2 separate regions of the Homo sapiens genome follow, and region 2 is linked to region 1. A link is a loop called in an ENCODE intact Hi-C map of the cell type or tissue named here. Cell type or tissue: heart right ventricle. All regions are shown on one strand. Links, peaks and the distances in the headings refer to the core of each region. The heading gives the core; the rest is flanking DNA. Region 1 overlaps RXYLT1 (ribitol xylosyltransferase 1). Region 2 has its middle 42 kb from the start of AVPR1A.

The links. Hi-C counts contacts between places; a loop is a spot of excess contacts. Peaks named below come from ENCODE experiments on the same cell type or tissue, not always from the same donor. Only the 100,000 strongest peaks of a DNase experiment are listed, where the experiment ranks them.
Region 2: a loop joins it to region 1, with 6 times the contacts of the local background. A loop is called at or near these places in 64 of 110 quality-filtered maps.

The regions. Positions count from the first base shown.
Region 1 is chr12:63,785,504-63,801,585 of GRCh38, reverse strand. The region is part of intron 3 of RXYLT1 (ribitol xylosyltransferase 1); the gene reads right to left. Among named protein-coding and RNA genes, the nearest start is that of RXYLT1, 14 kb to the right of the region's middle. In heart right ventricle, for the core only: no CTCF peak of the experiment used is centred there; no DNase peak of the experiment used is centred there.
Region 2 is chr12:63,100,743-63,116,824 of GRCh38, reverse strand. No RefSeq gene overlaps it. Among named protein-coding and RNA genes, the nearest start is that of AVPR1A, 42 kb to the left of the region's middle. In heart right ventricle, for the core only: a CTCF peak has its summit at 12,905; no DNase peak of the experiment used is centred there.

The DNA.
Region 1 (16,082 bases), core at 307-8,306:
AGTCTCCCAAAGTACTGGGATTACAGGCATGAACCACCATGCCTGACCTTTTTTTCTGTTGTTGTTTTAACCACACTGAAAATAAATGCTGGCTAGAATTTAAACTCTTAAGCAAAGAAATATAATTGAATAGCATGGAACTCTGTAAAATAATGGTTTAGTTCAAACCAGAAAGGCATTTAAAGTCAGTAGTTCTCAACCCTTTTATGGTGTGAGCTGCTATTACACTCTTCATCTGACTCAATGGATGAGAAAGTGCTGACAAATTAAGAAACGAAGAATGGCATTATAAACATTCCATGAATGTTATATCTCAAAAATATAATGTTAAAAAAAGCAAGGATTAGGACACTCACAAAATATACATAAACTTGAAAGTACAGTCATAAAAATTATTTACACATATATATTTAGGATCAGTATAAATATAAAAATTTGAATGGGAGGATCCACATCAAATTTATGATAGCAATTGTATCTGAGGAGGAAGGAAGATGAAAGGGACTAGAAAACAGTACAAAGGGAGCTTTACCCTTATTGAAAGTATTTAATTTTTTTAACAGGAAAATTAAATATCTGAAGCAAATATGACAGAGAGCTGAAATTTGTTAGTTTTGAATGGTGAGTAAATGGGAATGTGTTGTATTACCATTTTTTTTTTTTTTGAGACAGAGTCTCAGTCTGTTGCTCAGGCTGGAGTGCTGTGGCATGATCTCAGCTCACAGCAGCCTCTGCCTCCTGGGTTCAAGCAATTCTTGTGCCTCAGCTCCTGAGTAGCTGGGACTGCAGGTGCGTGCCACCATGCCCAACTAATTTTTGTATTTTTAGTAGAGACAGGGTTTTTGCCATGTTGGCCAGGCTGGTCTTGAACTCCTGACCTCAAGTGATTCACCTGCCTTGGCCTTCCAACGTGCTGGGATTACAGGTATGAGCCACTGTGCTCAGCCTACTCTCTTTTTAACTGTATTTTTAAAAAGTTTTCATTAAAGGAATAGACATGTATCATAACTCATTTTTTTCATATTAAGTGCTGCCTAGAACAACCAGTACCATTGAAATATTTTCACTAGTATGTATTAAATAGAACAAGTACCATTTAATTCATCTTAAAATTAGTCACTCTTATCCTAGATTCTTTACAACTTGCTTAAACCATTTCTTTATATCCTGATAGAATCTAATTTTCAGCACAAATATACCCAAAGCCTACTTTCATTGCTTCTTACTGCTGGGGATAAAAACATTTGTTCAACGCCTTTTATATACATGATACATAAGCACTTTGCATGGGTCATCATTAACCCCCCCAACAACTCTGAGGAGTTCATTATTCTCTCATTGGCATTTGTGAAATTGCACTTTAGCTGTCAGCTTGTAATGGCAATGACGAGTTCTCAACAAAGTTCTGTCTCACTTCAGAGCTTAAGTTTTTCCATAACTCCATGGTTAACAAATACTAAACAGATATTAGTTAAAGCACAAAACGTAAAAATATATTTTACTATGTGTGCATGTACCATATGATTTATATGACATTATTCTAAAATTATATAACATACAGGGACCAGGACTATGTTTTGAGGACTATGTTTGCCTTGGACAGTATCTAGCACTGGCAATGACTAATGATTCAGTGATAACCTAGTAATTTAAGACAATATGCAGAATCTGAGGGGCTAGAAAAACTAGCAATGATGATGATAATTATGGTATGTTTAAAATATTTATTATTGGTAGCATACGAATACTTTGTATTTCTCTTTTAGAAATATAAGCAGGTATAATTCTTAAGAGCATGAGAAAGTCTTCCAGTCCTCCTTCCCCATGTTAGGCCAATTTTATGAAGGAAAAAAAAGGAAATCTTGAGAGAGGTTCTATGACTTGCATAAAGCTAGCTGACACTAGATAGGAAATGGTACAGATCAGACTCAAATTTGGTTATTTGACATTAAGTCCATATATATCATGTGCCCAAACAATTTCAGAGTGCCATACAGCTGGGTGTGGTGGCTCATGCCTGTAATCCCAGCACTTTAGTTGACTGAGGTAGGCGGATCGCTTGAGTCCAGGAGTTCGAGACCAGCCTACACAATATGGTGAAAACCCATCTCTACAAAAAATACAAAAATTAGCTGGGCATGGTGGTGCAGCTACTCAGCAGGCTGAGGCAGGAGGATCACTTGAGCCCAGGAAGTCAAGGCTGCAGTGAGCTGAGATCACGCCACTGCACTTCAGCCTGGGTAACAATGAAACGTTGTCTCAAAAAAAAAAAAAAAAAAAAAAGAAAAGAAAAGAAAAACAAAGTAGGTTTTAGTCAATGTATTAAAATAAAATATATGAAGCTATTCTCAAATGTAACTTTCATGTGAAAGGAATATCTTTCTAATTTTAGTGATCCACACAAATTAACAAAATGAAGTATGATTCATTCAAGGGCACATTTATACTGTCTTGGTCTTGGATGTCCACAACTCCCTGTGTTTTGGTAATGGTGAAAGCCATGGGGTCAATACTGCGAAGCCAAGGTGTAGGTCAGAGATTCTTAGCACCTTTAGTGTTCCTGTAAATTTTTCAGTGTCTCCCAAGCTAAAAGAAATGCTTAACAGTTCAATTTTTAAAGTCATTAGGTCTAAACAACCTAATAAGTATCTATGTCCTAACAGCTTAAAAGTGACTTAAAAAAATACACAGACACTGAAAGAAAAACTCATATTCCTATTTCATTCTTAACTAATCACAAATATTTAATAGCATGTGTGCACCTGTTGAGCACTATAGAACTTCTCAAACCTTGGAATCAGTGGACACTGTCAGTGTCATTTCCTGTTCCACACTCATTTTTGTGCAGTGCGTGCATTTTATCACGGCAACCATGGAAAACCCAGCTTCACAAAGTCCTGATATTGTTCAAATAAATGCAGGGTAATCTAATGTTGAAACTGTACTGCTTTGAACTTGCAGTTTGCATAGGGCCTGAAAGATATCAAGTATCAGTGTTTCCCATAAATATTTAAAATATTTGGTGATGTCCCACAGTGCCTCCGTCAAGGAACCACAGATCTAAAAGAAGAAACTTTAAGGGCCCAAAAAATTTCATTTGATTCAGATACCTGGGTTGTATGTATGTATGTACATATGTGTGTTGGAAAGTTTGTTAGTCAAACTGCAATGGGTTGAGAAGTAAGGAAGTGATTACAGTGAGTATAGACAAGGATTCTGAAAGTTTTGAAGAGAAGGTGATAAAGCAATAATGAATGAAGTGGAGAATAAAGGAAAGCAAGGAAGTAATGCATGGAACAAGGTCCTAGAAGCAGGTGGGATGCACAGGTGGTGGGCTTTAACCTTGAGCCAGGAAAGATCACTCAATGTTTGAGAGCTTGGAAAGAGATAAGGATGGGTGAGGGACCAGACAGAGAGTAGGTACATGTTACAGCAGCTAGTTAAGAGAGATAATTATGATGTCCTCAATTTTCCTGATGAAAGAGGAGGCAGGGTTGTCTGCTGAGAAAGAGGAGATAGGTAGATGTTGGGTGGTGGGCTAGAGAAGAGTGGACAGATTTGCTATTTCTGTATTTTCTATTTTTGTGTCACATTAGCTACCTACTCATGCAAACTAGAAACTAGGGACTTCTCAGATTTGTTTCCCTCTCTCATCTTCCCATCTAATTAATCCCTAAATTCCGACCATTTTGCTCCTAAATATTTCTCAAATTTGTCCCTGGCTCTGACCCACTACCACTTCCCTATTTCATCCATTAGTTTTATCTCTGTGGGATACTTCCAATCTCCTACTTGGTCTGCCTGCACCCAGCTGTCTCCTTCAAATCACTTTCCCCCATGGCTGCTAAAGAAATCTACACACATAAACACATGACAATACCACTATCCTGCTTAATCATCCTCAATTGCTTTTCACTACCCTAGAATAAAGTCCAAGAGCCTTAATGTGGTACATACAAGGCCCACCATGATCTGGCCCTTGCTCAATCCTCCCCATCTCAGCTACCTTACCTTTTCTTCATGCTCTAGGAATATTGATTGGTTTGCAATTCCATGCATAAACCCAAGTTTATCACTTATGAACCTCTGATGTCACTTCTGCTGGGAATATAATCTTTTTTCTGCCTTGCTAACTTCTACTCATTTTAAAGACTGCTCAGCTATCACCTCCTTTAGAAAACATTTGTTGATAGGCCCCACACCCCTAACTCTACTTAGATTGAGTTAATTGCCTTTCTTCTGTATTTCCATAACAATAAACATGGTAGAGTATGCATATTCTTATCATTATGCTTTCTATATGGTATGAAAATAATTTATGAGGCTGGGCATGGTGGCTCACGCCTGTAATCCCAGCACTTTGGGAGGCTGAGGCAGGTGGATCACCTGAGGTCAGGAGTTCGAGACCAGCCTGGCCAACATGGTGAAACCCCATTTCTACTAAAAATACAAAAATTAGCTGGGCATGGTGGCAGGTGCCTGTAATCCCAGCTACTTGGGAGGCTGAGGCAGGAGAATTGCTTGAACCTAGGAGGTGGAGGTTGCAGTGAGCCAAGATCGTGCCACTGCTCTCCAGCCTGGATGACAGAGCAAGACTCTGTCACAAAAAAAAAAAAAAAAAAGAAAAAGAAAAAGAAATATAATTTTCTTTAGGCCCTAAATTCTTCTAATAGTTGGCTTTTTTATTTTCTCAATTTCTTCTTTTTTTTATCGACAGGACTATTGCAGTAGGCTTTTTTCCTAATGAATGGTCAACATTAAAGTCTTATTGGGATTGCACTTTCTTTATTTTTAAATTTTTATCCAGTGATTCTGGGGATTTTTATGAGGTTTTCTTGGTTGTTTTTTATGTATTTATTTGCATATAACAAACAATTTAATTCTTTGTTCCAAAATAATTCATCATATTCAAATGATGTGCTCCTTTTACTTTTGTTTCTTAAAATCAAAACGTTTAAGACTACTAAACATTTTACTCCTTGCTCTGAAGATGAGGCCTAATTTAAGAGATGAATAATCAGCTGATGACTGATTCAATGAATGGCATTTATCTCTTTATTTGTCTTTGGGTATTTATATGGATGCTAACATTTGTGGGTGAAAGGGAGATACTGTGGGACCTTGTAATCATATTGAAAAACAGGTTATCTACATGGTCCCAGAGAATCTCCTAGTAAATATCACAATGGAAAAAAACAGTAACTTTACAGTGAACAAACTAGGCAGACTGCACCTTAGCCAAGTGATCAAAGTTAACATAATCAGTAACGGGAACAAATATGACACACTGAGGATGACACGATGTTGTTTCTGAGGTATTCGGAACCAAAATACATAACCTGAACTGAACTGTAAGGAAACATCAGACAAACCCAAACTAAAGGACGTTCTACAAAATACATGGGCAGTACTCTTCATAAGTCACAAGGTCAACAAAGACTGAGAAACTGTCACAGACTGGCTGAAGCCAAAGAGATATGAAACCAAGCACACCGTGTGATTCTGGATTGGAAACTGGGCCAGAAAATGGACAGTAGTGGGAATGTGTGTATCTGTAAATTAGATAACAGTTTTGTATCAATGTTATTTTCCTGAAAAAAATAATTATACGGTAATTATGTAAGATGTTAGCATTTGAGGAATCTGGATGAAAGGTGTAATGGATTTTTTTGGTACCATTTTTGCAATATTTTTGTTAAGTCTAAAATTATTTCAAAAAGAACAAGTTAAAAAATTAAAATATTAAAAAACAATAATTTCCCATAATTTTACAGGAAATAATTTGGGTATATTTAAATATTAGCAGTTTAAATGGCTATAGATTAAAGTTCATAGAGATAAATGCTCAAATAGAGGAGAAATGAGTCTGGTATTATATTTAATATTGGGTTCAATTATTATACATTTTGAAGACACAGCCTATAAATTCACCTCTCATTAAGGAAAGGTGTTATAAACACAGAAATAGCCCAACTTTTATATTTTAATACTTTTTTTTTTTTTTTTTTGAGACAGGGTCTTGCTCTGTCACCGGCTGGAGTGCAGTGGTGTGATCTAGGCTCACTGCAGCCTTGACCTCGCAGGCTCAGGTGATCCTCCCTAGTAGCTGGGACTACAGGTTTGTGCTGCCACGCACAAAGTTTTTCTGTTTTTTGTAGAGACAGGGTTTCACCATATTTCCTAGGCTGGTCTTGAATTCCTGGGCTGAAGCAATCCTCCTACTTCAGCCTCCCAAACTGCTGGGATTCCAGGTGTGAGCCACTATGCCTGGCCCTTCTTCTTCTTCTTCTTCTTCTTCTTTTTTTTTGACACAGGGTCTCACTGTCGCCCAGGCAGGAATGCAGTCACGTGATCACAGCTCACTTGCAGCCTTGACCTCCCAGGCTCAAGCTATCCTTCCACCTCAGCCCCGCAAGTACCTGGGACGACAGGTGCTAATTTTTGTGTTTTTTGTAGAGATACAGTTTCGCCATGCTGCCTAGGCTGGTCTCAAACTCCTGAGCTCAAAACGATCTGCCTGCTTTGGCCTCCCAAAGTGCTGGGATTACAGGCGGGAGCTACCATGCCCAGCCTATATTTTGATATTTTAAAAATAAATTATTAGTCTCCTCTGCAGCTTGTTCTGTCACCCATACATTAACATACCAAAATACATATATTTCTTACTTCCCAGGTGAGGTTATCATAAGATCTTGCTTTCACATATTTTGCTGACAAATTAGATATTTATTTATTCTGCTACAATGAAAACTATGGAACGGCCCTCTGTTTTATTTTTAATTTTTTTTTTAAATGAAAAATCATGGGGTTTCACTATGTTGCCCAGGCTGACCTCAAACTCCTAGGCTCAAGTGATCCTGCTGCCTTGGCCTCCCAAAGTGCTGGGATTATGGGAGTGAGCCACCATGCCCGGTCAAAAGGCCCTTTAGGAATAAGATATTACTTTTGTTGCTCCAAGCAGTACATAAATTAATAACTTTACAAATAAATCCACTACCCCCTTCAGCTATTAGTTTGTCTGAGTTTGCAAGGAGACACTAATGCCCATTTCCGTAGACTAGGAAGGAGGAAAGGAGAAATTAAACATTAGGAGGTGCTCAACAATTATTTGGTAGAAATGAATTAATGGATCTCTCAATTTATTTAATATTTTAATTTTTGAAGAATTATAAATACATTTTCCAAAGCTAGGGAGCAATGATATTTTGGTGGTCAAAGTTTTAAGCAATGTGACTGACAACTTAGTAAGAAACTGAGAACAAGAACTGTGGAGAAACCATTTCCTTGGGTAATGAACAGACCACAGTGGACTATAATAGAGATCTGAGTGTCCTACAACAGCTACACATCAATAGAGAGAGGAAATGGGAGTAAGGGCTAGACCTCCAACTGTGAATAGACTACCTTATGATGGGGCATTTTGAAATTCATGCCAGGTGGATTTAGCTGGCCCCAGAGAATCCTACTGGAGTGTACCAGTAACACGAAAAGTTATCACTTAAAGGCTACAAGATGGCAACCTCCTTTCTCTTATATTATACATAACCCTCCAAGCAAGGATCTCTTTGCTCGGTAGTTGAGGCCTACTTTAAGAGATGAGTCATCAGCCGATGGCTGATTCAAGCAACGGCATTTCTCTTATTAAGTAGGCTTCAGTATTGTAAGAAGTTGTTTACTTGATGTTCTAATTTTTATGTATCCCAAAGTTCTTTTTAGGTAAGGGCGATTAACCTAAAAAAATTATTCAGTGTTCATTCAGACTATGATCCATTCTATGACAAATTGTGTTCTGAAGAGAAAATAATATAATACTATCCTATGTGAATCAAATTTATCTTTTCAAAGACAGCTAAGTTTTTATTCCTTTTGGTCATAAATATTTGTTTTTCACCCCACTTCTCTCCATTTCTACTACTATTTAGGCAGCTTACCTGTAGCTAAAGGCAATTTTAGTTTCCTAAGTATATAAAATCTCCTAAATGTATCACCAAGAGATGAATTTCTATTGTAGAAATATTATATATTAATTTAGGGGAGAAAAAGTTTTCTTTTTTATTTGCTTCTATTATAATTTCATGCATCAGGTATGCTTTTATTGCAGCACTTCACTCTTTTTTTCATAATTATGAGTATAGCAGAAGGGGGGCTATTAATTTAGTTTGTGTAAGCAAAAGCATCAGAGAACCCTTCAAGTGTATACATGCACTGTGCACCCTGTGCCTAAAATTCACTAAGTAGTAAACATAACCCTGAAAAATCACACGATTAAAAAAATTAAAAACATTAAAAGATAATCAAGAATTGGGCACATTAGATGTGCAAAAGTTAAATCATAGTTAACAGAGATTATGGCAAAATTGTAATTAAATTACTATAAAGAGGATATTAAAATCTAAAAACATTTAAAAGTCAAGATGAGGTTATAACTGGGTTGTAGCAGATTAGGAAAAAAAGTCTAGACCCAAAGCATAGATAAGAATTTCTAAAAATGACCCCATTTAAGAATTCAGAATGATGCTGGGCCAGTGTTGCATACCTATATTCCCAGCTACTCAGAAGGCTGGGGCAGGAGGATCTCTTGAGCCCAGGAGTTAGAGGCTGTAGTATGCTATGATCTTGTCTGTGAACAGTCACCACACTCCAGTCTGGGCAACATAGCAAGACCCCCATCTCTTAAAAAGAATTCAACATGAAATTATAGAATTGAATATACTTAATATTGGAGGTGACTTGTAGATGATGTGGACTAATCTATCATGTTAAAGGGAGGACCATGGTTCAATCCCATCTTTACTAGTCATTTAATCTCTCAGAACATCAAGGTTTTCATTGCAAAATGGGAGTAATACCACCAGCTGCACAGGGTGGTTCTGAGGATTAAAATTCACTGAGCTAATATCTGTAAAAGCCCCTGGAACACAGCAACCACTTCATATGTTGCTGTTGACTCAGGATTCTTTCCATTTTAAAATAAGACAATAAGACCCCAGATGGCTGGGAAATCTCATAGCACGCCAGCAGCAGAGCTGGGACAAGACTGCGGGCCTCAGTGTTTACTCTGCCAGGCTGGAAGCCCATCTCACCCACAGCTGGATGCCTTCTAAGCAGCCTGAATGCTCATTAATCTTTGAAGAGGCATAAGAGCCAAGAGCTGGCAATTTCTCATTTCTTTATGTTGACTACATGGGCTTGGGTGAGACATCGGCTGAACAGGAGTGATGAGAGAGAAAGAGTTTCAGCAGCTGTCTTCTGTCAAACCAAAAATATATCAAAATAGTGCATTTTTAAAACAAGGTTTCTAATATTACACTGGATAAGGTGTGAACTCAGAGTTGCTACTCTAGGACACTGCTTAGCTCATCAGTTCTTAGATTTCAAGATTCCATTTACTACAAAAAACTGAAAATGATCTTTAGGGACCAATACAGAATCACCAACTTCTTAAGACATTAAAAATAAAAATCCCCTGACTGCCTCTTACTCAAAATAGTCCCTTAGTCAAGAGTGTAGTGCTTGACTTTTGGCTTTACCCACTAATTAGAAGTATGTAACCTTAGGCCAGGTACTTAGCCTTTCAGTGCTCAAACGAGGTAAGCACAGTACCTGCCTCATGGATGCTTGTGAGCACTGAGAATAGTGTCTCACACATAGTAAGAGCTATGTAAATGTTAGATGTTATTTGTTATAATTACTAGTTTGCAGTTGTGGGGAAGTTATTTAATCTCTTTTGTCTTAGTTTCCTAACTTGCAAAATGTAAACAATGATACTTCATAGGGTTGTGGTAAGGATTAAACAAACTAAAAGTTATTAAGTGTATAGAACTGTTTGGCGCATAGTAAGCTCTTTATAAGCATGGGCCATCACTATCACTACTATTTTTTAAAGGATATTTTAACATTAAAAGAATAAATGTGGCATTTTGAAATACTGTTTTGTCTTTGTTTACCAATGAAAATTTTATTTGGGATCTCCATTGATTTATGCTCCAGCATTTGACCTAAATAAATGTCATGTCAGTAACCATTAACGTTATCTATAAATGCTTTCATTCATAGTGAGCTAACTTCTTACAAAAGTAGTCTGGAAATTCTAAAAATGCCATCTGACATGTTTTATTCTATCATGATCTTTGGAAATAAGTTCAACTCTTTCATAAGTAGCAGATGCTCACTGAAGATGTTATAATCGAATCTTGATAACAATTAATAATTTATGATCTACCTTTTGTTTTACCAAATGGGTAGACATTTATATAGCCTGTGGTAATGACTATACATAGAAATGATAGGATTCTGAAGGCAGTCTTTGGGGGATGAGCAAAAGTCACGATGAGCAGAATCAAGGTTCCTCTTAAGAAATTAAAAATAAAATTGTCCTATGAGATTAAACTATAAATCAACATATGATGGCTATGAGTAGTGGTAGGCAAAGTTCCTTCAAGAGACAGAATGGGTCTCAGGCTAGCTTAAAACTTAATTGAACATATTAATATAAAGAATGTATCAATAAGGCATTTGTGGGCAGGTACATGACGGAGGGGTAAGAGACAGTAATGGAAACAGAAAAAGGAGAACTGCTTGTAGGAAGATGTTGCAGTACTTAGTTAAGGAACACTAAAATAAAAGAGCAACAAGACTTCTATAGTGATTACTGTGTGTTAGATACTATTCTAAGCCCTGTAATTTATTAACACATTTAATCTTTGGAATAATCCTGTGAAATATGAACTACTACTTGCCTTAAATGTGAGGAAACTGAAACAGAGAGGTTAAGAAACTTGCCCAAGGTCAGACAGCAAAGTAATAGAACAAGAATTTGAACTAGGCCAGGTGTGGTGGCTCACACGTGTAATCCCAGCACTTTTGGAGGCCAAGGCAGGTGGATCATGAGGTCAGTTAGTTGGGCATGGTGATGGGCGCCTGTAATCCCAGCTACTCAGGAGGCTGAGGCAGGAGAATCGTTTGAACCCGGGAGGTGGAGGTTGCAGTGAGCCGAGATTGCGCCACTGCACTCCAGCCTGGGTGACAGAGCAAGACTCTGTCTGAAAAAAATAAAAGAATTTGAACAAAGATAGTCTGGCTCCAGAGTCTGTACTCTCAATAACTGAGTCACATGCTACACTGCCCAGAGGTGACAGGGCTTCATCAGGCTCATCCAGAAGTTCAGTTTGCCCTGTATGTATTCATGCATTCATATTCTGAGCACAGCCTATGGATGATGTTACCGATTCAGTGGTGAAAAAGGAGTCATATTTCTGTCTTTCTTTCTGAAACAGAGTTAAAAGCACTACATATAATTAAATCCCATAATATGGTTCCATTATGTAATCAACCCTCAAATAATTGGTTATCAATTGTAGCCTGCCTGTATGGAAAGAATGTGTCAGTCAAACCAATACAAACACATGGCCTGACTGACAGCTCTCTTTCCATTCTATATCATTTATTTGGTATGCTGGAATTCATTCTTTGGGCCTATGTGTTGATGAAAATCAGCATTCCTGAGCCTGATGAGCCCTGCAACACTGATGATATCCTTTCTACTTCTGTCTTAGAATTGTCTCGAGGCTACAATTAAATGATATAAGCTCGTTTGTTTATTTAAACAAAGTATATTTACACTTATTTTCAACAAGTATCTTAACAGTACTTACAAATTCTTCCAATATCTTCAAGGTGAGCCGTTACTTCTGATTCACTTTTGGTCAAACAAGGATGGTGAATGTGTGGAAACACTTAAGTTAGTACCCATGTAGTTGTTTCAACTGAAGACTTACAATTGCATAAAAGTTTATTAATTTTGGATAAATTATGTACGCTACTTTTCATGAACCTAACACTTTAATAAGCTGTTTAAAAAAAATCTCATACAATGGTGACCTTTCTTGAATATAGTTCTCTTAAATCCTAAGAGGAAACGGTATTACTCTTTGGCCATAATACCAGCACACCTCATTTTATTGTGCTTCACTTTATTGTACTTTGCAAATAAAGAGTTTTTTACAAATTGAAAGTTTGTGGTGATCCCCAGTCAAGCAATTCTATTGGTACCATTTTCCAACAGCATGTGCTCACTATGAGATGGTGATATGGTTTGGCTGTGTCCCCACCCAAATCTCATCTTGAACTGTAGCTCCCACAATTCCCACATGTTGTGGGAGGTGCCCGGTGGGAAGTAATTGAATCATGGGGGCAGGTCTTTCTTGTACTGTTCTCATGATAGTGAATAAGTCTCACAAGATCTGATGGCAAACTTAATAGATAAATGCTATGTGTGTGGTCTAACTGCTCCACCAACCAGTATTCCCCCATTTCTCCCCATCTCCTTGGGCCTCCCTATTCCCTGAGACACAACACTATTAGGCCAATTATTAACCCTATAATGCCCTCTAAGTGTTCCCTATAATTAATAACCCTATAATGAATGCCCTCTAGGTGAAAGGAAGAGTCGCAAGTCTCTCACTTTCAGGAGTGTCCAAGGGAGAGAATATAGGCATGGATTCTTAGTTTCTGTTTCTGGTTGGGCCAGTAAAACCCCTTCCTTATCCCTCTTTTCTGCTTATTACTAAAGACAGAAACTAAAAGCCATGGCTTCAGGCTGCTAAAAGCCTAAGACAAAACAAAACAGAACAACAACAATAAAATAAGGTGGGTTGGAGAAGCTTGCAACCAAAAGCTAGAAATAGTTAAGCTTAGTGAGGAAGGCATGTCAAAAGCTGAGGCAAGCTAAAAGCTAGGCCTCTTATGCCAAACAGTCAAGGTGGGAATGCAAAGGAAAAGTTCTTGAAGGAAATGAAAAGTGCTACTCCAGTGAACAACATGAATGATGTGAAGGTGAAATAGTCTTATTGCTCATATGGAGAAAGGTTTAATAGTCTGGATAGAGGATCAAACCAGCCACAACATTCCCTTAAGCCAAAGCCTAATCCAGAGCAAGGCCTCCACTCTTTTCAATTCTATGAAGGTTGAGAAAGGTGAGGAAGCTGCAGGAGAAAAGTCTGACGTTGCCAGAGGTTGATTCATGAGGTTTAAGGAAAGAAGCCATCTCCATAACATAAAAATGCAAGGTGAAGCAGCAAGTACTAATGTAGAAGCTGCATCAAGTTATCCAGAAGATTTAGCTAAGATCATTGATGAAGGTGGCTACACTAGACAACAGATTTTCAATGCAGATGAAACAGCTTTATATCAGCAGAAGATGACATCTAGGACTTTCATAGCTAGAGAGAAGTCAATGCCTGGCTTCAAAGCTTCAAAGGACAGGCTGATTCTCTTATCAGGGACTAAATGTAGCTGGGTGACTTTAAGTTGAAGCCAATGCTCATTTATCATTCTGAAAATCCTAGGACCTTTAAAACTATCCTAAATCTACTCTGCCTGTGCCCTATAAATGGAAAAAAGCCTAGATGACAGCAACATCTGTTCACAGCATGGTTTACTGAATATTTTAAGCTTACTATTGAGAAGTACTGCTCAGAAAAAAGGATTCCTTTCAAAATATTACTGCTCATTGACAATGCACCTGGTCACCCAAGAGATCTGATGGAGATGTACAGGAGATTCATGTCCTCATACCTGCTAACAAAATATCTATTCTGCAGCCCATGGATCAAGGAGTAATTTTGACTTTCAAGTCTTATTTAAGAAATACTTTTTGGCCAGACACGATGGCTCACGCCCGTAATCCTAGCACTTTGGGAGGCTGAAGCGGGTGGATCACTTGGGGACAGGAGTCCGAGACAGGAGACCTGGCCAACATGGTGAAACCCCATCTCCACTAAAAATACAAAAATTAGCTGGGTGTGGTGGCGTATGCCCATAGTCCCAGCTACTTGGGATGTTGAAGCACGAGAATCACTTGAACCCAGGGGCGCAAGTTGCAGGAAGCTGAGATTACGCTACTGCCCTCCAGCCTGGATGACAGAACAAGACTCTGTCTCAAAAAAAAAACAACAAACAACAACAACAAAAGAAATACTTTTCATAAGGCTATAGCTGCCACAGACAGTGGTTCCTCTGATGGATCTGGGCAAAGTAAATGAAAACCTTCTGGAGATGATTCATTATTCTAGATACCATGAACATTCATGATTCATGGGACGAGGTCAAAACATCAACATTAAAAGGAATTTGGAAGAAGCTGATTTAAACCCTCATGGATGACTTTGAGGGGTTCGAGATTTAAGTGGAGGAAGTCACTGAAGATGTGGTAGAAATGGAAAGAAAAGTAGAATTAGAAGTGGAACCTGAAGGTGTGACTGAATTGCTTCAATCTCATGATAAAACTTCAACAGATGAGGAGTTGCTTTTTATGAATGAGCAGAGAAAGTGGTTTCCTGAGATGGAATCTACTTCTGGTGAAGATACAATGTTGTGAACATTGGTGAAGTGACAATAAAGGATTCAGAATATTCCAAAAATGTAGTTGATAAAGCAGCAGTAGGGTTTGAGAGGACTGGCTCCAATTTTTTTTTTTCTTTGACTCATTCTGTCGCCCGGGGTTGGAGGGCAGTGGCATGATCTTACCTCACTGCATCCTCTGACTCCCAGGTTCAAGGATTCTTTTGCCTCAGCCTCCCAAGTAGCTGGGATTACAGGTGTGTGCTGCCACTTGCAGCCAATTTTTGTATCTTTAGTAGAGACGGGGTTTCACGATGATAGCCAGGTTGGTCTCGAACTCCTGACCTCAAGTGATCCAGCTACCTCAGCCTCCCAAAGTACTGGGATTACAGGCATGAGCCACTGCATCCGGCCTAGGATTGACTCCAATTTTGAAAGAAGTTCTATGGGTAAAAATGCCACCAAATAGCATCATGTGCTACAGAGAAAACTTTTGTGAAGGAAGAGTCAACTGATGTGGCAAACTTCATTGTTGTCTTATTTTAAGAAATTGTCACAGCCACCCCAGCCTTCAGCAACCACCACCCTGATTAGTCATCAATACACTGATTAGACATCAACATCGAGGCAAGACCCTCCACCAGCAAAAAGATGACTTGCTGATGGGTCAGATAACTGTTAGCATTTTTTAGCAATAAAGTATTTTTCACTTAAGGTACGTATTTTTTTTTTTTAGGCATAATACTATTACACACTTAATAGACTGTAGTACAGTGTAAACATAACTTTCATATGTACTGGATAATAAAAAAATTCATATGACTTGCTTTATTGCAGTATTTGCTTGACTGCAGTGGTGTGGAACTGAACACGCAGTATCTCTAGAGGATGCCTGTAAAATCTCCCACAAATATTTCAGAAGTAAAGGATACATTTGGCTTTCTTTTGGGAGTTAATGTTCTTTGCTCAAATCTTTCACTATTATTATAGTAACAATGTATAATTTTAACCTTAAAGATGCTAACTTTATGAATTTTTAATAACTTTTCTGAAAATTTTATATATTATGGATTAGACTAATATTCCTAACACACATTTACTTTTCAAATACCAAAATATTAGATTTATACACATAATACACATTTACTTTCACACACCCAAATCCAACCATTGTAAGTCTATTTAAGCTCTTGAATGGGATTAGATCAACAGAAGCATGAAGATGAAAGGAAAAATAATCATTACCAATGATAATTTTAAAAACCTGTTTACTTTTTAACTTTGAAAAGATACATGCAATAAAACTGCTTTCCAAGTGTATATAAAGTAAATAAAGAATTAAAGCTGTAGTAAAAATTAGAACAAAATTGAGGTTAACTATAGCTTTTCCTTTCCTGATTTCTGTAGAAAAGACTGAAATTCCAATACAAAGCAGAATCTTTAGTTCACATTTTCCCCCAATAATACAACTGTTATATAAAATAAGCATTTAAAAATAATGTTTTTATTTTTAATTTCAATAAAGCAAAATCTAATAAAATAGCATTTCATATGATAAAATTATAGTTTTCCTAAATAAAATAATCCTAATATACTTAAAAACACTCAGAAAATATGCAGTCATAGAAAAGAGTTATATAAAAAGGCCAAAAAAGTCTAAGCAATACATTGGCTTTATTAAATCTAAAATAAAAAATAAATCCTGATAGAACTCATCAAATTTGTTTTAATAAACAAAAATC
Region 2 (16,082 bases), core at 5,086-13,085, 690 kb after region 1:
ATCCATCTCAAGTTAATTTTTGTATATGGCGAAACATAGGTTTTAGCCATGGTTCCTGACTCATAGCTCCCATAGCCCGTATTACAGTCTTTTGTTATAATGCTGGGTGCGTTAGACTGCAACACCTTGGGGCAGGCCTCTGACCTTCTCCTGCCCTCCTTTCACTTGCCCCAAGGCAGGACTTTGCTCTTCCCCTACCGCTGTGATTGTGGGTCTCAAGACCCTCCCCAGAGAGGATCCCGCCCTGTACTCTGAGGGGAAGACATGCAGGTGTCATAAAGCTTCCAAAAAAACCTAAGAGAACTGGGTTCAGAGAGCTTCCAGGTAGCTGAACACATGGAGGATCCTGGAGGGTGGAGCCCAAGGAGAGCATGGAAGCTCCATTCTCCTTCCATAGCTTGCCATACACATCCACATCTCTTCATATGTACCCCTTGCAATATCCTTTATAACAAATCGACAAATGTTAAGTGTTTCCCTGAGTTCTGTGAGCCATTCCAGAAAATTAACCAAGCCCAAGGAGGGGGTCATAGAAACCCCAGCTTGAAGCCAGTCAGTCAGAAGTTCCAGAGGCCCAGACTTGTGCCTTGTGTCTGGAGGTTGGGAAGACAGTTTTGAGGACTGAGCCCTCAACCTTTGGGATCTGACACTATCTCCAGGTAGATAGTGTTGGAATCGAATTAGAGGACAACCAGCTGGTGTCCACTGCTTGGGTGTGTGTGAAAACCCACACACATTTGGTCACAGAAATCTTCTGTGTTGATTGTTCTGGCATGAGAGCAGAGAAAAAAACATGGTTTGAGAGAGTTTTACCCTACACAGGGGTCCACTTTCATTATTCATGTGGCTATCCAATTTTTCCAGCACCATTTATTGAATATGTGGTACTTTCTCCATTGTTTATTTTTCTCAACTTTGTTGAAGATCAGTTGGTTGCAGGCACATGACTTTGTTTCTGGGTTCTCTATTCTATTCCATTGAACTATGTGTCTATTTTTGTATCAGTACCATGCTGTTTTGGTTACTATAGCTTTGTAGTATACTTTAAAGGCAGGTAATGTGATGCCTCTGGCTTTGTTCTGTTTGCTTAGAATTGTTTTTGGTTATTCATGTTTTTTATTGGTTGCCTATTAATTTTAGGGTTTTTCTAATTCTGTGAAAAATTACATTGGTAATTTGATAGGAATTGCATTGAATCTATAGATTGCTTTGGGCAGTATGGCCATTTTAATGATATTGATTCTTCCAATCTATATGCATGGGATATTTTTCCATTTCTTTGTGTCATCTCTGACTTTTTTCATCAGTGTTATGTAATTCTCCTTGTAGAGGTCTTTCGCCTCCTTGGTTAAATGTATTCCTAAGTTATATGTATTCCTTTATTTTTATTTGTGGCTATTGTAAATGAGATTAAGTTTTTGATTTGGTTTTCATCTAGAATGTTGTTGATGTATAGAAATGCAACCAATTTTTGTACATTAATTTTGTATTCTAAAACTTAAGTCATTTATCAAGTCTAGTAGCCTTCTGGAGTAATCTTTAGGGTTTTCCAAGTACAAGATCATGTCATCAGCAGAGATAATTTGGCTTCCTATTTTACAATTTGGATGCTTTTTATTTCTTTTTCTTGCCTGATTGCTCTGGCTAGGACTTCCAGTAGCATGTTGAATAGAAGGGGTGAGAGTGGATATCCTGGTCTTCTTCCAGTTCTTAGGAGGAATACTTTCAACTTTTCCCAATTCAGTATGATGTTGGCTATGGATTTGTCATACATGACTCTTACTATTTTGAAGTGTGTTCCTTTGATGTTTGACATTTTTTTTTATCATGAAGGGATGTTCAACTTTATCAAGTGCTTTTTCTGCATCTATTGAGATGATTATGTTTTTGTTATTGTTTATATGGTGATTTTCATTTATTGCATATGTTGAATCATCTTTGCATCCCCAGAATAAAACTGACTTGATCATGATAAATTATCTTTTTTTTTTTTTTTTTTTTTTTTTTTTTTTGAGACAGGGTTTCACTCTTGTTTCCCAGGCTGGAGTGCAATGGCACAATCTCAGCTCACTGCAACGTCTGCCTCCCAGGTTCAAGTGATTCTCCTGCCTCAGCCTCCCTAGTAGCTGGGATTATAGGCATGCGCCACCATGCCCTGCTAATTTTGTATTTTTAGTAGAGACAGGGTTTCTCCATGTTGGTCAGGCTGGTCTTGAACTCCCAACCTCAGGTGATCCACCCGCCTTGGACTCCCAAAGGTATTATCTTTTTGATGTGCTGTCGAATTCAGTTTGCTAATATTTTGTTGAAGATTTTTGTATCTAAGTTCATCTGAGATATCACCCTCTAATTTCCCTTTTTTGTTGTTGTTGTGTCCTTGCCAGTTTCTGGTATGAGGATGATAGTGATTTTGTGGAATGAGTTAGGGAGGAATCCCTCCTCCTCAAGTTTTTGGAATAATTTTAGTAAGATTGATAACAGTTCTTCTCGGTACATCTGATAAAATTTGGCTGTGAATCTGTCTGGTCTTGGGCTGTTTTTTTCTTCGTAGATTTTTTATTACTGATTTGATTTCATTTCTTATTATTGGTCTGTTCGGAATTTCTTCTTGGTTCAATCTTTCACAGTTGTGTTTTCAGTAATTTATCCCTTTCCTCTAGTTTTCTAGTTTGTGTGCATGGAGATGGTTATAGTCATCTCTGATGATCTTTGCATTTCTGTGGCATCAATTGTAATGTCATCTTTATTATTTTTATTGTAATAATTTGAATCTTTTGTTTCTTTTTTCTTGAGTATTCTAGGTAGACTTCTATCAATTTTGTCATTTCAAGAAATAAACTTTTCATTTTGTTCGTTCTTTGTACAATATTTTTTGCCTCAATTTCATTTAGTTCTGCTCTGATATTTGATATTTCTTTTCCTCTACTAGCTTTGGGTTTAGTTTGCTCTTGTTTTTCTAGTTCCTTGAGGTGCCATGTCAGATTGTTAATTTGAGATCTTTCTAGTTTTCTGATGTAGGCATTTAACTCTATAAACTTTCTTCTTAGCATCACTTTTGCTGTATTCCTGAGGTTTTTGTATATTGTGTCTCTATTTTCATTCATTTAAAAAAGACTTTTTCATTTCTGCGTTAACTTTGTTGTTTACCCAAAAGTCATTCAAGAGCAATTTGTTTACTTCCCATGTGCATGTGTGGTTTTGAGAGTTCCTAATTTTATTCCACTGTGGTGCAAGCAAATACTTGATATGATTTTGATTTTTTTGAATTTATTGAGACTTGCCATGAACAAGCATATGGTTGATTTTGGAGAATTTTCCATATGCAGATAAGAAAAGTGTATATTCTGCAGTTTGGGGATGGAATGTTCAATAGAACATTTAAATAGGTAAAGCATGGGGTTTTTCATGGTGAGTATATGACATTATTCATTTGTCAAACCCTATAGAACTTTACAGAAGAAAGACTGAACTTTAATGCATGCAAATTAAAAATAATCATTTAGCAAGTTGGAAGATTCAGGAAGGAATACAGACTGTAACAAGAGAATCTGACTATATCAGAAATGTATGAAACATCCTCCATGAAGAAGGTAGCCAGAAAGGGTGCTGAATGAGATGGAAGCCATTCTTTTTAGAACTGCACATGTGCACTGTACAATAGTTGATAAAAGTATTTCCCATAAGGTATGGGCTAACAATTCAGACACCCCTATACGTGCATACTAAAACCGAACAATTAGGTGATGGAGGGTAGGTGACGATTTCTCACTGTTGGAGTGGGAATTTACAGATAAGCATGGCCAGAAGGCTACAGTGATCTATGAGGTAATTGAACAGTTAGACACATCTGTATGAGCTCATGTTTAACTTAATATAAATGTTTACATATGGAAATGTGTATGGATACCTGTATGTACATGGGTTAGTATACAAACATGTATCTCCTTGCTCTTTCAGTTGAGAAGGTCTAAAAGCAATAATACCAAGGTAACAACAAGCACAATGAACATGAAGGTCTTGTTTTCTAGTACTGTTCTCCAGGTAAAGAAATCAGGGTGCCTTGAAGAAATGTCTCATTCTAGAACTCAGGTGGGAATTACATAAAATGAGCTTGGAGCCTCTTATGGGGCTAGAAACTTAGGAAGTACTCAACAGAAAGAAAAAAAACAACCCTGCATAGACAGGAACATACAAGTTTAGGAATCAAATGGACACAGGAGCCAACTGAGAGAGTTCACTATGGCCAATGTTGAAACAACTTTAGCAACAAATTAAGCCCAACTAGAAATTAAATTTCCATAAGTCAATACAAAAATAAATAAACTACTTAATAAATAACTAGATGGGGGAGAAGAAACAAATCTTCCCTAAGGATAAGGAGCGTAAATCCCCACCTCTTCAGCGTGGGCTGTGCGGAGTGACTCACTTCCAAAGAGTGCTAGTGGAGAGGGGAGAAAACGTAACTTTACAGTGGAGAAAGCTAGCAAACACTACCTGAGCCAGGGGATTAAGGAGAACAGCAACAGTGATAAAGCATCTTGATAGTATGTACCCTCGAATATGATATGATGAGAATGTACTTTACCTCTGTGGTTTTTTTTTCAAAACCCTTAACCCCATTCTAACCATGAGAGAAACATCAGACAAATTCCAATAGAGGAGCATCCTACAAAATGCTTGACTGAGACACCTCAAAACATTAAAGTCATCCAAAATAAGACAGGACTGAGAAACTGTCACCACCAGGAGCCTAAGGAGACATGAAAACTAAATGTAATGAGGTATCTAGGAAGGGATCCTAGAATAGAAAATGGACATTACCCTGAGAAGGGTAGTGGAAAGAGTGGTATGAAGAAAAGTTGATGAATCGGTACAAATATATGGTTTGATAGAAGAAATAAGACCTAGTATCAGATCCGTAAGGTGCCTATGGCTTACAATAATCTAGGTATTGTTTCAAAGTAGTTAGAATAATTCAAATGGTTCTAAAGAAAAGAAAAATATTTAAGATGATATTTATTTAAAGTACATTGATTTAATGTTTACACATTTTATGAACATCGTAAATTGTCACATATGCCCTGAGAACTATGTACATCTGTTACATGTCAATGTAAAAATAAATAACTAACATGGTTGTTCGGTAAAAACTAAGGAAATCTGAATAAACTATGGACTTTAATTAATAATAATGTGACAGCATTGATTAATTGTAACAAATGTACCATACTAAGATGTTAATAATAGAGAAAACTGAATGAGGGGAAAATGTGGGGACTCTATACTATCATCACAATTTTTTTCTGTAAATCTAAAGCTGTTCTGAGAGATAAAGATGACTTTTAAAAATGCTTTCAATTATCTATTATTCATTTACTGATTGGTTTCCATGGGCCAAAGTATAATGAACATACTAAGGAAAATGTGACAGCTTATGTGTAGGCATAATAATATTTTTAAAAATTGAATAAAAAAGAATTATCTTCCTGCTTTTACACTGTTGGTGCGAGTGTAAATTAGTTACACCATTGCGGAAGACAGTGTGGCGATTCCTCAAGGATCTAGAACCAGAAACACCATTTGACCCAGCAATCCCATTATGGGGTATATACCCAAAGGATTATGAATCATTTTACTATAAAGACACATGCACACATATGTTTATTGCAGCACTGTTCACAATAGCAAAGACTTGGAACCAACCCAAATGCCCATCAATGATAGACTGGATAAAGAAAATGTGGCACGTATACACCATGCAATACTATGCAACCATAAAAAAGGATGAGTTCATGTCCTTTGCAGGGACATGGATGAAGCTGGAAATCATCATTCTCAGCAAACTAACACAGGAACAGAAAACCAAACACTGCATGTTCTCACTCATGACTAGGAGCTGAACAATGAGAACACATGGACACAGGGAAGGGTGCATCACACAGGGGCCTGTCACGGGGTGAGGGTCTAGGGGAGGGATAGCCTTAGGAGAAATACCTAATGTAGATGACGAGTTGATGGGTGCAGCAAAACACCATGGCACGTGTGTACCTATGTAACAAAGCTGCACGTTCTGCACATGTATCCCAAAACTTAAAGTATAATTTTTTAAAAAGTTCTTTTAAATAGCATATATTCTACATTTTGGGCTGCTTGTGACTGCAAGGTAATAGTACTCAATAAAGATAGATTAATGTATGTTTTTAAAAAGTCATCCAGACAGAAATATATACAAAATCCACTCAGAGAATCTAAACATACAATGTTCTATCCTATGGCAAAGGAAGGTGTTTGGCTTCTTCCACGGTCCCAAAGGTCAATTACAGGAAACACCCACCAATGACTCAGGAAGAGATGTTCTTTCCATCTGAAAAGAGCGTGATCTAATTCATAACAATCTTAGTACAGAAAATAAAATCACACTGAGGATGTTAAATTCTAAAATATATTCTTTCCTCTTCCTTCTCTGATAGGGCTACGTCTCTCAGCCCCATGGAAGAATGTAACCAGTAGAGACATCCTGGCCACTTTCGCTAGGTGAGTAATTATTTTGTTTAGAGGTACATTATACAGGATTCTGAGAAACTCAAGTTGTTCTGGAACAAAAAATAAGCTTTGACCAAATCTGTTGTAATGGATGGAGATACTGTGTCAGTTAGGAAATGTTCCCGTTAGAGACTCCTTTGCTTTTTCCACCAGGCTAGTTGTTACCTTGCTGTGAGGCATATTGCATGATGTCATGAGGATGCAAGAAAATCACTGAAGAAAGACATTGGCTTATAAATCTGTAAATATGGGACTAGAGAGTGTATCATATCCAGGAAATGTCATGAGAATAGTTATTACAGGAACTATTGGTCCTCTAGGGAATGGCAGGATTTGTTGGATTCCATTTTTGAGTATGAGCCAGAAACAGATCCAAACTAAGAAATATGGATTGGTGACCAGAAAAATATCAACTAACTTTTCTTCTCTAAGAATATTTCTACCAAAAAGCTGTGGTGATTTTGTCATTGTCTTGTTTTATTGTTTACATTTCAGTCTCTTAATTATGTAGCACAGCTATTACCTTGTTCTGTCTAATCCATTAATGAAAGTGGGTCAGAATTTTTCTTCTATGACATCCTCTGCAAGATAAAATTTAAGCTTTGCCTAGGCACGGTGACTCATGCCTGTAATTCCAGCACTTTGTGGGGTCAAGGTGGGTGGATCAATTGAGCCCAGGAGTTTGAGACCAGCCTGGGCAACATGGCAAAACCCCATCTCTACAAAAAATACAAAAATTAGCCGAGTGTGGTGGTGTATACCTGTAGTCCCAGCTACTAGGGAGGCTGAGGCAGAAAAATCACTTGAATTCATGAGGTCAAAGCTGGAGTGAGCTGTGCATGTTTGCACCACTGCACTCCAACCTAAGCAACAGAGTAAGACCCTGTCTCAAAAAAAAAAAAATTAAGCTTTAACATAAGATGCCTGTTTACCTCTTTACCTCATCCCTGGTCCTACTTCCACGAGCACAATAAATTGCAGCCACTAGAAACTCAGTTGTCTCATCTGGGTCTTTGCACAAGCTGCTCCCCATGCCCGGAGTAGTCTGGCAGATCTCCAGCTTATTCAAGAGGTTCATTCTTGCTTATCTTTCAAAATTTTAGCGCAGAACCACTGCTCTGGATGGCCTCCTCTGGCTCACCAGGCTCCCATCTAAGAGGCCATTCCCATTTAATGTTCCATAATCTGTGCTCACCCTTCCCGTAGAACTGATACTGAATCACATTTTTCTATTGCTGTGTCCAGTGCTACTACTAGGCAATGAGTTCTTGAGGCCAAGGACAGTATGTATTATTCTGAGACCCCCAAAATATTGTATATATAATACGTGGCAGTAATGGTCACTAAGGATTGCGGAATGAATACATGAATCAATACAATTCAGTAAATACTTTAAAGCAACAATTAAAAACTATTGAAAAGTTAGTACAACCCAAATGGACACATCAGAATGAAATGTGATCTCCATAACAAATTTATTTTTACAAAAAGACTTCTGTGCTTCCAATCTTGCCCCCATCATCCTTTTTCACTCTGCTACCAAATATTCCTTCTGACGATGCTGTTGTGTTCACAGCCCTTCATGATCTGGCCTGGATTACTTCTCCAGTTTTTTCCTCCCACACCACACTATGGCCATAGTAATTCACTCACAGTTCCCAGCATACAGTAGGCTCATTCTTGAACAGTGCCCATGTGCAGGAAGCTCTCAGTTTGTTTATAAGTGAAAAAGGCTAAGCATCTTGTGCTGTACTAAAGCTTGTAGATTGCAACCAAATGGGAAAATCTTAATTGCATTTAGGTTCAAAGCCTACTATAGCCAGGCACTGAGTTAAGGACCAGGAGAACAAAAACCAATAAAGCATGGTCCCTATTCTCACAGAATTTACTATCTTCTGGGAGTTTTTTAAGATACATAAATATATTTTTTTTATTTTTTAAATCGATGTAGTAAAAGAAAAGCTTGTACAGTTCAGGAAAGACTTCCTAGAAAGTCTTGAAGGATGAAGAAACCTACCAGTTTAAGAAAGGGCACTTCAGGCAAAGAATACAGCTAAAGGCGTGGAGGCGTGACATAGTATAGCATAGACTGAAAAGCTCTAAGTGATGTAAGCAAGGGATGACAGTGGCCTGAACCACAGCAATGGTACTAGCAATGAAGGTGGAGGGCTCAATTCAAGAAATAAATATACAGAGGATCATTGTGGCTTGGTGATTGACGAAATGTGCGGAAGAAGGAGAAAGAGGAAGGTAATGAAATCATAGAGAAGGAGCAGGTTTCTAATAGGATGGGGAAGACAATGAGTTCTAGTTTCAACACTTGGAGTTTAGATACCTGGGATACGTCAAGTCAATATAACCAGTAGACAGGTTGATATAGAAGCAGATATACACAGCAGGAAGTTTTACGTACAACCTGATTAATAGCAGGCTCCATTAATCAGGATGGGAATCTAAGACTATAAGAGCAAATGGTATTTGTTAAGGAGAGCATGTACTGAGGAAGAAGCTCAGAACGACAGAGGAGACGCAAGGGAGTAACAGCTCAGGAAGACGACCAAAGAAGCAGGAAGAAGTTACCCAACAACAGCCGGGAAGGGGACTGAGAGGAGAGGTTCATAAATGCCAAAGGCACAGAGTGTGAAGAAGAAAGAAAATGCAGCAGAACAGTCCAAAAAGATAAAGGCAGGAAAATAAGCAACGGGTTTGGCAAGATGAATGCTTTTGATGCTGACATTGGCAGAGGATTTAGTGGAATGATAGGACTGAAGCCAAATCGAGAGTTGATAAGTGAAAGCAGGTGAGAAGGGGGACACAGTGAGAGTAAGAGGACCCTCAAAGGGGCCTGAATGAGAAGGGAAGAAAAGTAGGACAATGCTGGAGGTGGGCAAGGAGGAGAACTGGTAGTTCCACGGCCAGAGGAAAAATCAAGACGGAGGATCTGTGAGCAGGTTGGAACCTGCAGAGAAGCCACTCACAACAAAAAGATGCAAGATAAAGGAAATCTCACCCATGACCTCCTTGCTGCCTTGGAATGTATCTTTTTCTTGTCTTCTCCTCAGTCTTAATGACTTACCCGACACGTAGGTATCCAATAAATGTCTGCTAAATGGATACATGAGTGAATAAATGATGAAGCAACACCACGGAGGAAACTGCAGAAAGTGATCAAGGGACTAGGGTGACAGACCGACCTTCAGCAAGCAAAAAGACACTTCTGGAAAGGTCGGGTAGGAGGGAAAAATGGATTTCCTTGCCAGGGCTCTCTCACATTGATAAATTAATTTTTTGATCTGGCGAATGTGAGTATTTACGAATCTGCTAATTATTATGCATTAGGGTTTTATTTACTGTTTCAATGCTTCTTAAAAATGAACATTTTCAGGAAGGTAAAATATATTTTGTCTGGCCTTCTGGTCTATTTTACTGTCATACTACTGCTTAAAAGATATTTAAGCCCCCTAAGAACATAAACCTTGACTCTTTTTATCCCTTACAACAGGGGTCCCCAACACCCAGTACTGGTCTATGTCCTGTTAGGAACCAGGCCGCACGGTAGGAGGTGAGAGGTGGTTAGGTGAGCGAGCATCACTGCCTGAGCTCCACCAACTGTCAGATCCGTGGCAGCATTAGATTCTCATAGGAGTGTGAACCCTGTTTTGAACTGTGCATGCGGGGCATCTAGGTTGCATGCTCCTTATGAGAATCTAATGCCTGATGATCTGAGGTGGAACAGTTTAATCCTGAAACCATCCCTCCACCCCCAGTCTGTGGAAAAACTGCCTTCCATAGAAACTGGTCCGTGATGCCAAAAAGGTTTCAGGAGAAAGGCCTGGGCTATATAAATTTGGGAATCATTGTCATGTAAATGGAACTTAACACAATAAGACTAAATGAAAGCACCAAGGGATAAGTATAAATAAGACAAGAGCTTCAAGAGTGAGACCTTGGACACTCCAAGTCTGACATGAGCACTCCAACATTTACAAGAAGTGACCTATGAAGTAGGAAAGTAGGAAAGTAGGAAACAAACAAACAAACAAAAAAAAAAAAAAAAAAAGGTAAGCAGAGCCTGGTGGCCTGAAAGTCAAGTGGGGGAAGTATTGCAAGGAGGAGAGAGTGATCTCTTTGAGGAAAGCCCATTGAATTTAGGAAATTAAAGAACAATGGATGTCACTGATAACTTTGATTAAAATGTTTTGGTAGAATAGTGGGGATAAAAGCCCATTGAAGTAAGGGCAAAGGAAAATGAGAGGAGAATCCTCAGAAACAGAAAGTGTAGACAACTCTTTAGAGGACTATTCCTGTAAAGAGAAATAGAAATGGCACAGTAGCTAGAGGGGAATCACCAAAGGCTTTGTTTGGATTTGGTATTTAACATGGGAGCTACTGCAGAATGCCTGATATTAAGAAGAATGGTACAGTAAGAGAGGGTGAAATCAATGATGCATTAGAAAGAACTTGCATGAGGTTCATAATTACTAGTAACTAGATGATTCAGTTAGAAGTTGAGAAATGATGGGGTGGATCTAGGAGACATGTGGAAGGGCTGGGCTTAGAGATGCAGAGAGTAACAGCAAGGAGGGAAGAATATGGGCATGCATAGGCTGATAGGTGCAGAAGCTCTCTTCTGAGTCCTGTTTTCTTAGTAAAATAGGAAGCAGAATCATCAGATGAGAATGAAGAGATGAAAAAGGGATGGAAGTTCAAGGAGAAGGAAGAAAATGTGAAAAAATTGCCTAGAACTTTTTTTTAAATTCACAGCATGTTTTATATCCCAAACTGGCACAGATGTGTGTATATAAATGTACATACAAATATAAAAGAAACAAGCATTTCATGAAATAGTGTTTATCCTTATTTTATGCTGTGTACCCTATTAAATTCTATTCAGCTTTAATCTATTTAAGTTTTTAAATGCACAATTTGAAAAACACTTTTCTAGAGAATGGGAGAATGAACGGACAGTATGATGAAGCAGAACTACCAGGTAGCCCAAAGATTCCACTTGAGTTAGTGATAACATAAATTTAACATGGGCCTGGTAGTCATGGCTGTAGGTTTTTATCCAGTCATATCCAGGTGCAAGGAGGCAGGCATGGAATAGGCAGAGAGTTAGATGTAACTGGGTTGGGGTTTCCCAGGCACTGTAATAAAGGACAAAGCAAGGCCATACATAAATATGCAAGAAAGTTATAACAATGTGAAAGCATGGAATCCCTTCCATATAAGGCTGTAAAGTGAGGTGATGAGGAAGAGCAAGAGAAGGAGAAAAGGTGACCAAAGCAATGGACTGAAGGTCCAGTGGAGTTGGGAAAGTGAAGACAGGGCATCTGAGAGTATTTTGATAGAATGCAATGGTAAGGATGTATATGCTAGAAACCGAGATTAAGGTAGGGATGTAGTTGTTGGTAAACACAAAGGCAAGGGTTGTGACCATGGGAATGAGTGACTGAGGTAAGGTGGGGGGAAGATCCCTAAAGGAGAGGAGGTTAAGAAACCTGGAGCCCATGTTTCAAAATGATCATCTGTCTGGATACTGAAATAACCAAAACTTGTCACAGGAGTTTTAGGGGGAAATTGACAGTGAGCCAGGATCTAAAAACATTATAGAAATGAAGAGGAGAGACTAGAAGTAGATGACTGCAGTAGGAAGGGGGGTTGTGCAATCGTTGGATGACAAAGACTTCAAAGCTGGGGGTTAGAGAGGTGGAGAGGAGAATTGTTGGAGACAGCGATGAGGGGCTGGCCGGCATCTACTGGCCCCCAAGGCCTGGTAGTCAGAGGGGTATGGGAAGAAAAGCTACATGCAAGACAGCACGCTCCTCACACTAGAGCCAGGTTTCCATTGAGCAAAAAAGCAAACAGTGTTCAGAGAAGAAATAAAGGATCTGGGAATTTTGCAGATGGTGGATTTTGAATTCCGGATAGCATGGTGGAAATTTTCCAAAATAGGGAGGAATGAGAGATGGGCCAGGGTAGCAGATGCACAGAGCCATGTGGGGATGATCCCCTATGTAACTGATGATTTTCTGCAAGTGACTCAAGAAAGGAAGCTAAATTAAATAAGGTAAGACAAATGCCCTGAGCTTACAGCAATGTCAGGCCTTTGGGTATAGAAATAATACGGAAAATTGCTTTGATTCTTTTTTCCTTAGACATTATCATCATAGTTGGCATTCATGTTACATTGTTTACCATCTTTTTACGACTCATTCTATTTTAAACAGATTTTTCTCATTCTTTAACATGTTTAGTTTTTTACCTAGAAATAAGTACAATAAACTTAGCAACCTAATTGAATTGTGTGGAGAGGAAAAACAGTTTACTTGATATTAACTCAAGAACCAAATGGTTTAAATATTAGAAAGTTGTTCATTAAACACGAATATGCCACACGAAAAAGGTTGCAGTTCTGTGACAATTAGTGCACTTCAAAGAAAATCCAAACTTATTACAGAGGTACCACAGAACCAACTAAAATTCTCCCAAGGACAAGAAAGCATGCATCAAAAATTTTCACTTTACAAAATGCAACGTGGGCTCCACCCACTGGAAATGTTATGTTACTGCAATGTTGCCCTTTAACATTGACAAATACAGATTTGCATTCATTATTATTATCGATTAGTAGATATGATGTATTGATTGTCTTCTATATACCAGGTACTGTGCTAGATTTTGGAGATACAATAGTAAACATGAAACACAAAATATCTGTCTTCATGGAGTATATATTTTAGTGTATAAGTATAAAATTTCATATTTTGCTCACTATAAAAAACTACAGGCCAAATCTGTGTAAGAGGTATCCTGGATAAGAATGAACTCTAAGACATTAGAAACTTGATGAATAAAAGCTGGGGAAAAAGCTTGTTAATTACATTATCAAAAATGTTCAGTTTCTAAAGTTAGAAATATCAATTCACCTTTAGGGCATAATGTTCTCTGTGGCAATAAAACCACACATTCCATGTGACCACTCTCAGCTTTCATTCTTTGTGTACAGTTTTATGAATCTCTATATATGCATAATTTTTTTGTATTTTAGTTTTCACTTTTCAAAACTGGTGTCATACTGTATGTAATTGGGGAATGGCTTCCTTTTTCATTTTCTATTATATTGTTAAAATTCTTCCATCTTAGAGTTCCTTTGTTTTAGCTGCTCTACAATGTTCTGTGGTGTGAATGTACCACAGTTCTTTTGCCACTCTTCCACCAATGGGCATTTAGGTTTTCCCTATTATAAGTGTCACTGCTGTGAGTATGCTGTGCATATCTCCAGGTATAGGTGTATATGAGAGATTTTCCTAGGTATGTACTTAGGGGTGGAATTGCTAGGTCACACCCAGTATGCAAATGTTCAACTCTGAGAGAGTGACAAAATGTCATTTAGAATGACAGCAACAAATTACACTCCTTTCAGAAATGTATAACAAATCATTTGAAACCAAAGCCTTTCAAACACTTGGTATTTTCAGATTTTAAAACATTTGGCAGTTAAATGCAAAACGGTACATGGTACCTCACTATGGTCTTAACTGGGATTGCCAATGATGTCAAAAATGTCATTGTGGCTTTATTTGCCACACGTATATCCTCTTGTGCAGAATGTTTGTTCATGTTTCACCTCCATTTTTATGTTGTATCATTCATGTTTTTCTTATTATTTGTAAGAGTTCTCGATATATTCTTTTAACCTTTTATTTTAAAATAACAAACTTTCAGAAAAGTTGAGAGAAAAATACAAAGCATTTCTGTCTCTATCCTTTACCCAAATTCCATAGCCGTTAACATCTTATCACATTTACCTTATAATTTTTATTCTTTCTCTTACCCCCCTTTCTCTCTCTCACCCTTTTCTCTTCCTATGTATGCGTGATTTTTTTTCTCTGAACCATTTCAGAGTAAGTTTCAAATATGAGGCAATATTATTCATCAATACTTTAGTATATATTTCCTAAAAATAGAGATGGTCTTCTACACAGGCAAATACAACCATCAAAATCAGGAAAATAACATTGATATAATACTATCAAATCCACATGCTCCATTTAGATTTTGCCAATTGTCTCCCTCATGGTCCAGGGTGTAGTCCAGGATTGAATACTGCAAAGAGTTCCACATCTCTGTCAGGCGAGGTGTCAGAGCCTCAGCAATGGAAAGTGACTGACTCACAGGGAGTAAGAATAATTTATCCACAACAGCATGGTTTTGAAAAGGAAAGTTTTGATAGATGGAATGCTACAGAAGAGTACAGCCGGGCATCTCAGCAAGAGAGGACTGAGTGCACCATGGTGGATTTTTTCCTTAGGGGTATTTATGGACCTTAAAGTGGGAGTTAAGGGTAATTTAAACCATATTAGCCACATAGTCATGATAAGTGATTACATTTGTAGACATTTGGGTGCCTTGATGTCATCAAGGGTCACACAGTCAGTTTCAACATGCATGCATTCCAGAGATGTATAGAAGTTCTAATTACTTATACATTTGGGGTGAAAGAAGCCTGCTACCAGATGTCAGCTTTAGATAATAGAGAAGTCTAATTACTCTTGAATTCCTCAGAAAAGGAGTTTTGTCTCTGGATTGTCTGCTTGATGGCCTCGTGGTGGTCTTTGCTCTCCTCGGTCTTCTTCACTCTGGAGCAGCTCTTCTGTCTTGTCTTTCATGACCTCAATGCCTGTGAAAAGTACAGGCCAGTTGCTTTGTAGAATGTCCATTGTTTTGAGTTTGGCTGGGGTTTACTCATAAGCAACTTGAGGTTTTACATTTTTGGCCCCAGAACACTGCTGAAGTGATACTGTGTCCTTCTCGGTGCAGCACATGAGGAGGCACATGACGTTGATTTGTCCCATTACTGGCGCAGTGAACTTTTAATACCTGGTTAATTTGATGTATGCCAAACTTCTCTACTATAAAGTTATATAATAATTTTGAACTTATTACTTAATATCTAATCAATAAGAACTTGGGGAGTACTTTGATATGATGTATATATCTACCCCATATCTATCCCCCTGCTGTTATCTCACTATCTTAATCACTACAGTGTGGGAGCCAAGGGGGAATCTTGGCCCTCTGAAGTTTCACTGAAAAATCAACTTGCAAAGGCACAATACACAGGAGTCTTCAGAAGGAAGACCCAACCTGACAATAAGGTACAGAAGCTTATATACCATCTTGAGGTTATAGAGAGAGTGAGGGCTCAGAACATGGCCAAGAACAGGTTATGTTGGTAAATCAGGTTTAATGAGAGGTTTAAAAGGAGGTGGCCTGGCTAGCAAAGGTGGCCTTGTTATGTGGCTGAAGCCTCATAGATAGCAGTCCTCAGAGAATAGATGGTAAATGTCTCTCTTCAGACCTTTAAAGGTGCCAGACTCAGTTAACCTCACCTAGGGCTGGGAAATGCCTAGAAAGGGAAGGTCTGGCTACATTAATGAGGATTCTCTACAGATGCAATACCCTCCCAACTCAATCTGCTGGCCCTGCAGCAGCCATTTCAAAATAAATCAAGAAAATATATTTGGGAGTGAAAT